2 separate regions of the Homo sapiens genome follow, and region 1 is linked to region 2. Evidence: chromatin contacts called from ENCODE Hi-C or POLR2A ChIA-PET data. All regions are on one chromosome and are shown on one strand. Each heading gives the region's core, a stretch centred on a gene start or an enhancer-like site at or near the end of the contact. The rest is flanking DNA. Distances are from core to core; before and after follow the strand shown. Region 1 overlaps ATF7IP (activating transcription factor 7 interacting protein). Region 2 has its middle 110 kb from the start of ATF7IP.

Region 1 (4,473 bases), core at 1,968-4,467, 180 kb after region 2:
GCTAAGAAGCTGGTATTTGAATCAGTACATTCATTCTGTCATAAGTAAGTGTATGGTTCCTATTGGGTTATTTTATATATGAGCATATCCCAAAGATGCTGAGTGGTAAACCATGTATAGGGCCTTATTTTGCAAATGAAGGAAAAGTGGCCCATGGAAGTCAAATCACTTTTTCCGTTACGAATAAAATTTTAGCTAAATAGGATTAGAATTTAAGTGTGTCTCCCAGACTGACCTATCTAATTATTAAACTTCATTTTACTAGTACTGTTCAGACTTTTGAATTAAATTTGAAAATGCCTGAAGATTTGAAAGAATAATTTTATTCATTGTTTCTCATCACACCCACGGGTGCAACTATGAAATTGTGTTTTTAAAACCTAAGTTTTTGGCTGGGCATAGTGGCTCACGCCTGTGAGCTCAGCACTTTAGGAGGCTGAGGAAGGTGAATCTCTTGAGTCTAGCAGTTAGAGACCAGCCTGGCCAATATGGTGAAACCCTGTCTCTACTAAAAATACAAAAAAATTAGCCGAGTGTGGTAGTGCATGCCTGTAGTCCCAGCTACTTTGGAGGTTGAGGCATGAGAATTGCTTGAACCTGGGAGGTGGAGGTTGCAGTGAGCTGAGATCGGGCTACTGCATTCCAGCCTGGGCAACAGAGTGAGACTCTGTCTCCAAAATAAATCCATCCATCCATCCATCCATCCATCCATCCATCCATCCATCCATCCTAAAACAGTTTTCGACACCTATCATCTCACACATAAGGTGCAATCCAGATTTCTTAACATTTAAATTTGTACTTAAATGTTGCTTGTAGTCTCAGAATTTGAATCTTTCTAACACCAAGCCAATCATCTTCTCTGCAAATGTTCCTGTTACTGACAATTTCTGAATTCTTGGAAAACTCTTGAAGGAAAATCTTCCCGTTGTTCCTCTTATTGGCAGCTCTTGAATTCTTGGAAACCGATCCCTCTCAATCATTTCATATACACAGTGAGTTGCCAAGTTACAACTTGATTATTTCCTAGAAAAAATAAATCTCAATTCTTTTCACTTTTCATTAGGCCATCATTACCCAATTCCTTGATTATAGTAACACCTTTTATATGAGCACTCTGGTACTAGTTTTTAAGTTCTTTCTGGTCCTTCCAAAGCATTGTACTAATTTTTCTAAAATACTGATTACTTCAGTCTCTTTATAGTCCAAGTTCCTCAATTGTGTACCGGTAAAACCAGTATTCATTTTTAAAATTTTTAAATTTTAATCTCTTAATTTTCAATCCACTTTTTCTAATATCCACCAGTTGCTTCACTGTCCTACAGGGTACTATTAATGTTTATTGTATTTTGATACCAGGCTTTTGACTTCGTATTGTTTCCCCTGTTCACTCACCCATGATCATGTGCCCAATTTAATTCCATCTCTTTGTGTCTTGTTCCAGTATTTTGTTTTTTTATGGAAATAAAATTCAGATACCAAACTGTTTTAAAGTGTACAATTCATTGTTATTTAGTACATTCACAATTTTATACAACCACAATCTCTATCTAGTTTCAAAACATTTTTGTCAACTCAAAAAGAAACGTTTTGCCCATTAAGCATTTGCTCTTCTTTTCCTCTTACACTAGCCCTTGGCAACCACTAATCTGCTGTCTCTATCGATTTACCTGTTTTGCATATTTCACATGCCTCTTTCACTTAGCGTGTTTTCCAGCTTAATCTGTGTTTGTAGCATGTATCAGTACTTCATTCCTTCTTAGGGCTAAATAATATTCCATTATATGGCGGTATATGCCACATTTTGCTTATACGTTCATCCATTGAATGGCATTTGGGTTGTTCCTACTTTCAGCTATTGTGAATGATGCTGCTTTGAACTTGTATACAAGTGTTTGTTTGAATACTTGTTTTCAAATCTTTTAGGAATATACCTAGGTGTGGAATTGTGGGCCATATGGTAATTCTTTGTTTAACTTACTGAAGAATCACCCAGCTGTTGTCCACAGTGGCTATACCATTTTCTGTTCCCACCAGCAATGTATGAGGGTTCCATTTCTCCACATCCTCACCAATACTTGTTATTTTTACTTTCTTTTTTTATTATTATAGCATCTGAATGGTATGAAGTGGTATCTCATTAGGGTTTTGATTTGCATTTCCCTAATGATAAATGATGTTGATCAACTTTTCATGTACTTGTTGATCAATCATATGTGCTTGTTTATAGAAATGTCTATTAAAGTCCTTTGCCCATTTTTAATTTGGATTTTTTGCTTTTTTGTTGTTGAGTTGTAAGAATTATTTATATATTCTGGATACCAAAGTCTTTTTTTTTTTTTTTTTTTTGAGACGGAGTCTCCTGCCAATTCCCAGGCTGGAGTGCAATGGTGTGATCTTGGCTCACTGCAAGCTCTGCCTCCCGGGTTCACGCCATTCTCCTGCCTCAGCCTCCCGAGCAGCTGGGACTACAGGCGTCTGCCACCACGCCCGGCCAATTTTTTGTATTTTTAGTAGAGATGGGGTTTCACCATGTTAGCCAGGATGGTCTCCATTTCCTGACCTCATGATCTGCCCACCTCGGCCTCCCAAAGTGCTGGGATTACAGGCGTGAGCCACCGCGCCCTGCCCAGGATACCAAACTCACCGCACCCGGCCCAGGATACCAAACTCTTATTAGATACATGATTGCAAATATTTTCTCCCGTTCTGTAATTTGTCTACAACTTCTTGATAATGCCTTTTGATGCACAAAACTTTTAAATTTTGATGAAGTCTTACAGATGGTATATAGTTTGGTCATGATTTATTATCAGTTCCACCAATCTCTACCTTTTAATCAAGGAGTTTATTTACATTTAAAGTAGTTACTAATAAGGAAAAACTTCTGCAATTTTACTTTTCTTCTATATCTGATACCTTTTTTGTTTCTACTTTCTCCATTACTGCCTTGTTTTGCAATTGATTTTTTCCTGGTATATCATTTTGATTCCTTCTTGTTTCTCTTCCTATATATATTTTTAGTTTTTTCCTTAGTGGTTACCCTGGGGATTACACTTAACATCTTAACTTTATAACAGTTAGGTTTCAATTAATATCTACTTATTTTCAGTAGCATACAAAATCAAATATCATTATGATTGTGCTCTAGAGAGGGAAATATGTTTTTTTGGTGTAGATACTACCCATGTGGCAATTGTTGGCAACCGTTCTACCCACATTTTGCTGCCTGTTTTGCAATGTGTACATAGTTCAGCCTGATTCTGCCCTTCACTCTGGGTATAGTAACACTTAGCCAATCGAGTCCTGTTACAACAAATATAAAGCATAGTGCAAGATCATGAGAGGAGTTTGTTGAGATCAGTTGTGCTCATTTTGGCTAAATTTATGTGGTGCAGTTGGTTTGGAAATAAAACTTTGAATTCGTTCTTACTGCGTATTTCAGAACAATTTCCTGTTAGCTAATATGATATTTTGACTTTTGGCTTAATATGTTTTAGTATAATTATCCAGGGACAATTTGTTCAGTTGAATACATCTGAGACAAATTGTTCTATTGGTCTGATAAATCTTTGACCTAGAAATAAAATAAATACAAATAAACTGCACAAGGATTAGAAAAGGAGACAAGATCCAGAAGGGATTCTTTAAGAACGTTTTTATGTTAACAACCTTGTACCAATGAAATCTGTTGTATACAAAAAGGAAGCAGGAGGCCAGGTGTGATGGCTCATGCTTGTAATCCGAGCACTTTGGGAGGCTGAGACAGGTGGATCACTTGAGGTCAGGAGTTCGAGACCAGCCTGGCCAACATAGTGAAACCTCGTCTCTACTAAAAATACAAAAATTAGCTGGGCTTGATGGCACATCCCTGTAATCCCAGCTACTAGTGAGGCTGAGGCAGGAGAATCGCTTGAACCCAGGAGGCGGAGGTTGCAGTTAGCCAAGATTGTGCCCTTGCATTCCAGCCTGGGCAACAGAGCAAGACTCTGTCTCAAAAAAGGAAGCAGGAAAGCTAGGTTTTGAGGAACTGTATCAAAACTATAGTCAAAGATCTATTTCTGAAGAAGTCATGGAACCCAGAAAGCTTTGCCAGATAATTCTGACAAATCATTGAGGAACAGGTAATTCTTGTCTGATGTAAACTGTTCCAGGGTATGGAGAAAGATGAGACTTCCATTAGATGAAGTAAGCCCATCTGTGAAACCTCTAGCACAAGAAGAGAAAAAAACATAGTTTAGTTTTATTCCCCAGCATAGATTTCTCTTAAGAATGCAAACTTGGTTCAGTATTAACAATTATACGTTACTCTGCTAATGTAGGAAAGGTGAAAAATAGTGTGATCATCTCAGTACATGCCAAATCAGGATTTGTTAAAATTCACTGGTCATTCATGGAAAAAACAGGAGGTAAATACCTTGAATCTCTTAAAGGGTTTTCAGAAACCTGTTGTAAATATCATATTTAATAATG
Region 2 (4,256 bases), core at 473-2,972:
TTTGATACTGAACATTTTGGAAAATCCCGTGTAGCATATACTGTGTGCCTTCCCACAATAACTGATGACTCTTAAATCTCACAAAAACAAATTCAACTGATGAATTCACGTCCTTTTAACATACATTTTGAAGATTATCTTAGCCCAAACCGGCACCCACATCCTTCTGAGCGTACTGACTCACTAGACAAAGCCAACCCCTCCCCTCCTGTGTACAAAAATAGCTTTTCCATATCTACTGTTGTAATTGTTTTTTTTCCAGGGCTTTATGCTCTACTGAAACTAAACACTTAAATGAGCAATTTCACTCTGGTTTTAAGCCCAGGGGAAATGACAACGGTTTTGTCTCTGTTTTGAGACTTAGGGGCAAATTTTAAATCGTTAATATATAATTAATCCTATGTAACATCATAGAAACAAAACATCTGATTCTTCTTTCAGTATATTGCACACGTAAAATGCACATGAAACCAGGTTTGGAGAGTGATTCTTAGTAACGTAGCCTTGCATTTGTGCTTCGACATAAAATTGAGACATTCTCAAGAGGCCTTGGGACATGGTGACATGTTGCGCAGTTTGGCCAGCAGAGGGAGACCAGAGAGTCGTGAAGCACGCAACGAAGCCACACCCAGATTAGGGTTATTATCTGTCTCTTCTCTGAATTTTCAAAAAACACAAAAAGAAAATGAGAAATTCTTAAAACAAAGCCCCTTTTTTATTGAAGCAAAATCCACATAACATAAAACTAGCCCTTCTAAAGTGTGCAATTAAGTGGCATCTACCTCATTCACAGTGTTATGGAACCGTCACCTCTATCTAGTTCCAAAACATAAGAAATGTTTAAATTTTCTATAAAGGGAACTTGCAAAAACCCAGGCGTGTCCTATCCTCCTTATTTCGTCACATTCCCAGTTTTGTGTCCACCGGTATTCTGTCAGGAATGGTCCCCACGTGTTCCCCCAACAGCCTTCGTCACTGTACAATTCATAGAATCGGATTCAGGGTTACAATTACAGGTTCGAAAACCAAAAACATCCCAGTTCTTTAGTTCTTCCTCTAGGAATTGCACAGTTGCAATAGACAAGCCAGTATAGGTGACTGTTTTAAAAATTCTACACATACTATGTCATTTATCAGCAAAGAAATGAATAAATTGTTTTAATTTAAATATGGTTACAAAACGGAAATGAACAATGTACTGCACCAAAGCCCTTCAGTCTTTGATGGGAAATTTAAAGTTATTCCCATCCAGAGTGAAAATTAAAGTTATTTCTAGGTTAGGATGCGAGCCAAGATTTTAAGGGCACCATGTCAACTGGTTAGATAACAACTTTGAGGAAAGCAGAACTTAATGTAATAAAAGCAGAAGGTTTACAATCTAAATCCACTTTTTTATTAAAGAATTTAATCTGCTTTATGGGGTCTTGGCCCAGGGAAGGGTAAAAAAAAAATGCCAAACTGGAGAGGCCGGGGGAGGGGAATGGCTGTAGATGACTCTGGGAAAACAGGAGGGAGGGAAACTGAAGCGCGAATGAGGCCGGATCCGCCCTAACAAAGAGGCAGAAACTGTGTCTCAACAGCCACCAAATCCAGTTCAGGGCGGTTTGAGCCAGTTTCTGAGCTGGATTGAGAACAACAGCCTCGGCAGAGACTTCACTAGGGTGAAAGAGAAAATCCAGCATGGACTTCGCAGAAAGAACTGGATTTGGCCTGGACTCGCTGGAGCCTAAAGCTGCTGCCAGTAGTGGCAAAGTCAGATGAAATATAAGGCCTGGAGCGTGGACAGTGGCCTCTTCCAGAAAGAGAAATCACACAGCACTGTCTCTGTGCCATAATCCAGTCCGCATTTTCTGTCTTGCTGCTCCTAATTGTGGCTGGTAAGGGAAAAAGGGCCTCAGGGTATCAGTTTTCAGAGAAAGCTGTCTGCAATGTTGGGGGAGGGGAGGATTATGTGTCTCCTGTAGTTTCATGTGTGTGCCTGGTGGTGGGGGGGGGAATGTGCGAGAGGGTCTGAAGGAGAGGGAACAGCACTTCACACCCTGCAGTTCACACCACCTTTCCAACAGCTTTGCTGTATTGCACAACCTCAAAATACACTGAACATAGGCGTTGTGGGAGCGCCCCACATACAAGTGGCACTTGTACAAGTCATTATCGGACCTCCTTCAGCCCTATGCATGAAATGGCAGTACCCATACCCAATACTGTCAACATTCTCTTTTCATCTGCGTCCAGAAATACATACAAGCCGTACATGCCTTTCTCAACTAAGAGACACAGCAGTATTAGGTAACAATGGAATGATAATCCTGTCCTCCGCTCCCCTCCCCCAAGTGCCAGAACCTCCTAAGATCTGATCAGTCCCACCCTGAAATGGCTCCTCTAACACTGTCTAGTAGACTGAACTGTGGTCTGCAGCTGTGGAGGCTGTGCACTGCCTGTGGCCAAGTTTGGCTCAGAACCTTCCCGAACCAGTACAGCCCTTCCCCACCAAAAATTCCTAGGAGTTGTACACAAAGTCCAGGTCGGCCTGGTGGGACACTGTGTGTGTGTGTAAATTCCCTCTCCCCTAAGTGTCCAAAGATGTTTAGAATCTTCCAGAGGCACTAAATGCCTCCAGACCCAGGGCTTCTCTGACTGAAGTCAGCCCTGGTGCGAGCTGGGGGGCAGGGCATGGAGCTTACGACTCTCCCATGCACAGGCTCAATTATAAGCAGGGCTGTAGGTTTCAGAAATATTCCTAAGAGACTGGGGAAGGGAAAAGGAAGAAGATCAGCTGAAAGATGTGAAAATGCTATTTTATTCCTTTTACCATGGATACATAGATGGAAAATTGGAACACAATCCACTCTACATTATTAATGTGCGAAAATCAAACACACGAAACATGTTGCTGACATTTTCTATTTAATGTTTATTACACAAATAAGTAACTCATGAAGCTCTTCTACGTCCATTTCATTAACTATTAGATCTGGACTGCTGGGGATTCTGATAGGTCTTTTCTTTCTTTAGGATTTGTTTCTTTTTTGGTAGGGAACAATGAATTGCCCCACATGAAGATGCAGTAGGCTGGAGAGGATAACAGTAATAACCGCTGGGTGTGGTGGCTCACGCCTGTAATCCCAGCACTTTGGGAGGCCGAGGGGGGCAGACTGCCTGAGGTCAGGAGTTTGAGACCAGTCTGGCCAAAATGGTGAAACCCCGTCTCTACTAAAAAAAAACACACAAAAACTAGCTGGGCGTCGTGGTGTGCGCCTGTAATCGCAGCTACTCGGGAGGCTGAGGCAGGGGAATTGCTTGAACCAGGGAGGCAGAGGTTGCAGTGAGCCGAGATGCCACCACTGCACTCCATCCTGGGCGACAGAGTGAAACTCTGTCTCAAAAAATAAATAAATAAATAAATTTTAAAAAACAGTAATAACCATAATACTGAGAACTCACTATAAACCAGGCAGTACCAAGTGTTTCCTATCTTAAATTATAACATACACACCGTACATTTCCAAGTTAGGAATTATTGTCCCCATTTTAGAGATGAGGAAAATGAAGTTTGGAATGATTCGGTACTTTACCAACGTTACACATCTATAATGTGGCAGGTAAAGATTCTGGCTCCAAAATCCATACATTTAAGCTGATACTATACCCGCCACCTCACTGGCAACGGATTATAAACCCTTTTTCAGATCCTACTACGTGTCAGCCTACTTCCGGCTGGGGGAAGATGGTCATAGCGAGAGGGGAAGAATTGGTTCAGTGATGAGAACATGGTTGGTTCCTGCCTTCAACAAGCTTTCAATCTAATGCCTGTTTTTTTCAAGGACAATTCAGAACGGTCTGACAAGGGATTTTTTTTTTTCTGCCTTTCGCCCCCAGAGGCACTCTGGGAAAAAGAGTTTAGAATTTCCCTGCCATTTCCGTGCTGTGCGGGGAGGAACACTTGAAATCGGGCCTGGCGGGGTACCAGGAGGCAGCACAAGCAGGCGGGGTGGAGAGGGGCAGGGCGAGGCCCCGGGAGCCGTCACCATGGCAACCCAGTCTGCTTTCCAGAACAATGTCTCTAACCAGGAAAACAGCTCCAGAGAGCTCGCTCTTCATAATCCCCGTGGCCTGTCGGGTTAGGGAATGCACAAAGGGGAGTCTTTCTCCATAGAGAAATGACTCTTTACAAGGCGGGGAACAAAGGGGAAACATTTGTTGTATAGGATCTTTCTTTGTTATCTGGCTGAAATAAAATCAACAAAGTGCAATTA

Evidence for each region. A loop is a pair of places that touch in the nucleus more often than their neighbours do. ChIA-PET counts read pairs that join two places held with the same protein, here RNA polymerase II (POLR2A). Pooled maps may share reads with other maps.
Region 1: a pooled map shows a loop between it and region 2 (2.9-fold over the local background). The contact joins two enhancer-like sites. A Hi-C loop is called at or near these places in 12 of 168 maps with a recorded cell type or tissue (CD4-positive, alpha-beta memory T cell, Caco-2, HepG2 and 7 more), 26 of 37 single-sample maps with no recorded cell type and 18 of 50 pooled maps. POLR2A ChIA-PET finds 5 or more read pairs at or near these places in 17 of 52 experiments (B cell, CD4-positive, alpha-beta memory T cell, H1 and 11 more).

What each region holds. Positions count from the first base shown.
Region 1 is chr12:14,439,159-14,443,631 of GRCh38, forward strand. The region is part of intron 5 of ATF7IP (activating transcription factor 7 interacting protein); the gene reads left to right. Among named protein-coding and RNA genes, the nearest start is that of ATF7IP, 76 kb to the left of the region's middle. Within about 2 kb of position 3,218, at least 2 of the 41 ENCODE cell types and tissues checked have a DNase peak (open chromatin) inside an H3K27ac peak, as active enhancers do.
Region 2 is chr12:14,256,134-14,260,389 of GRCh38, forward strand. No RefSeq gene overlaps it. Among named protein-coding and RNA genes, the nearest start is that of ATF7IP, 110 kb to the right of the region's middle. RefSeq lists a cis regulatory region at 1,337-2,266. Within about 2 kb of position 1,723, at least 40 of the 41 ENCODE cell types and tissues checked have a DNase peak (open chromatin) inside an H3K27ac peak, as active enhancers do.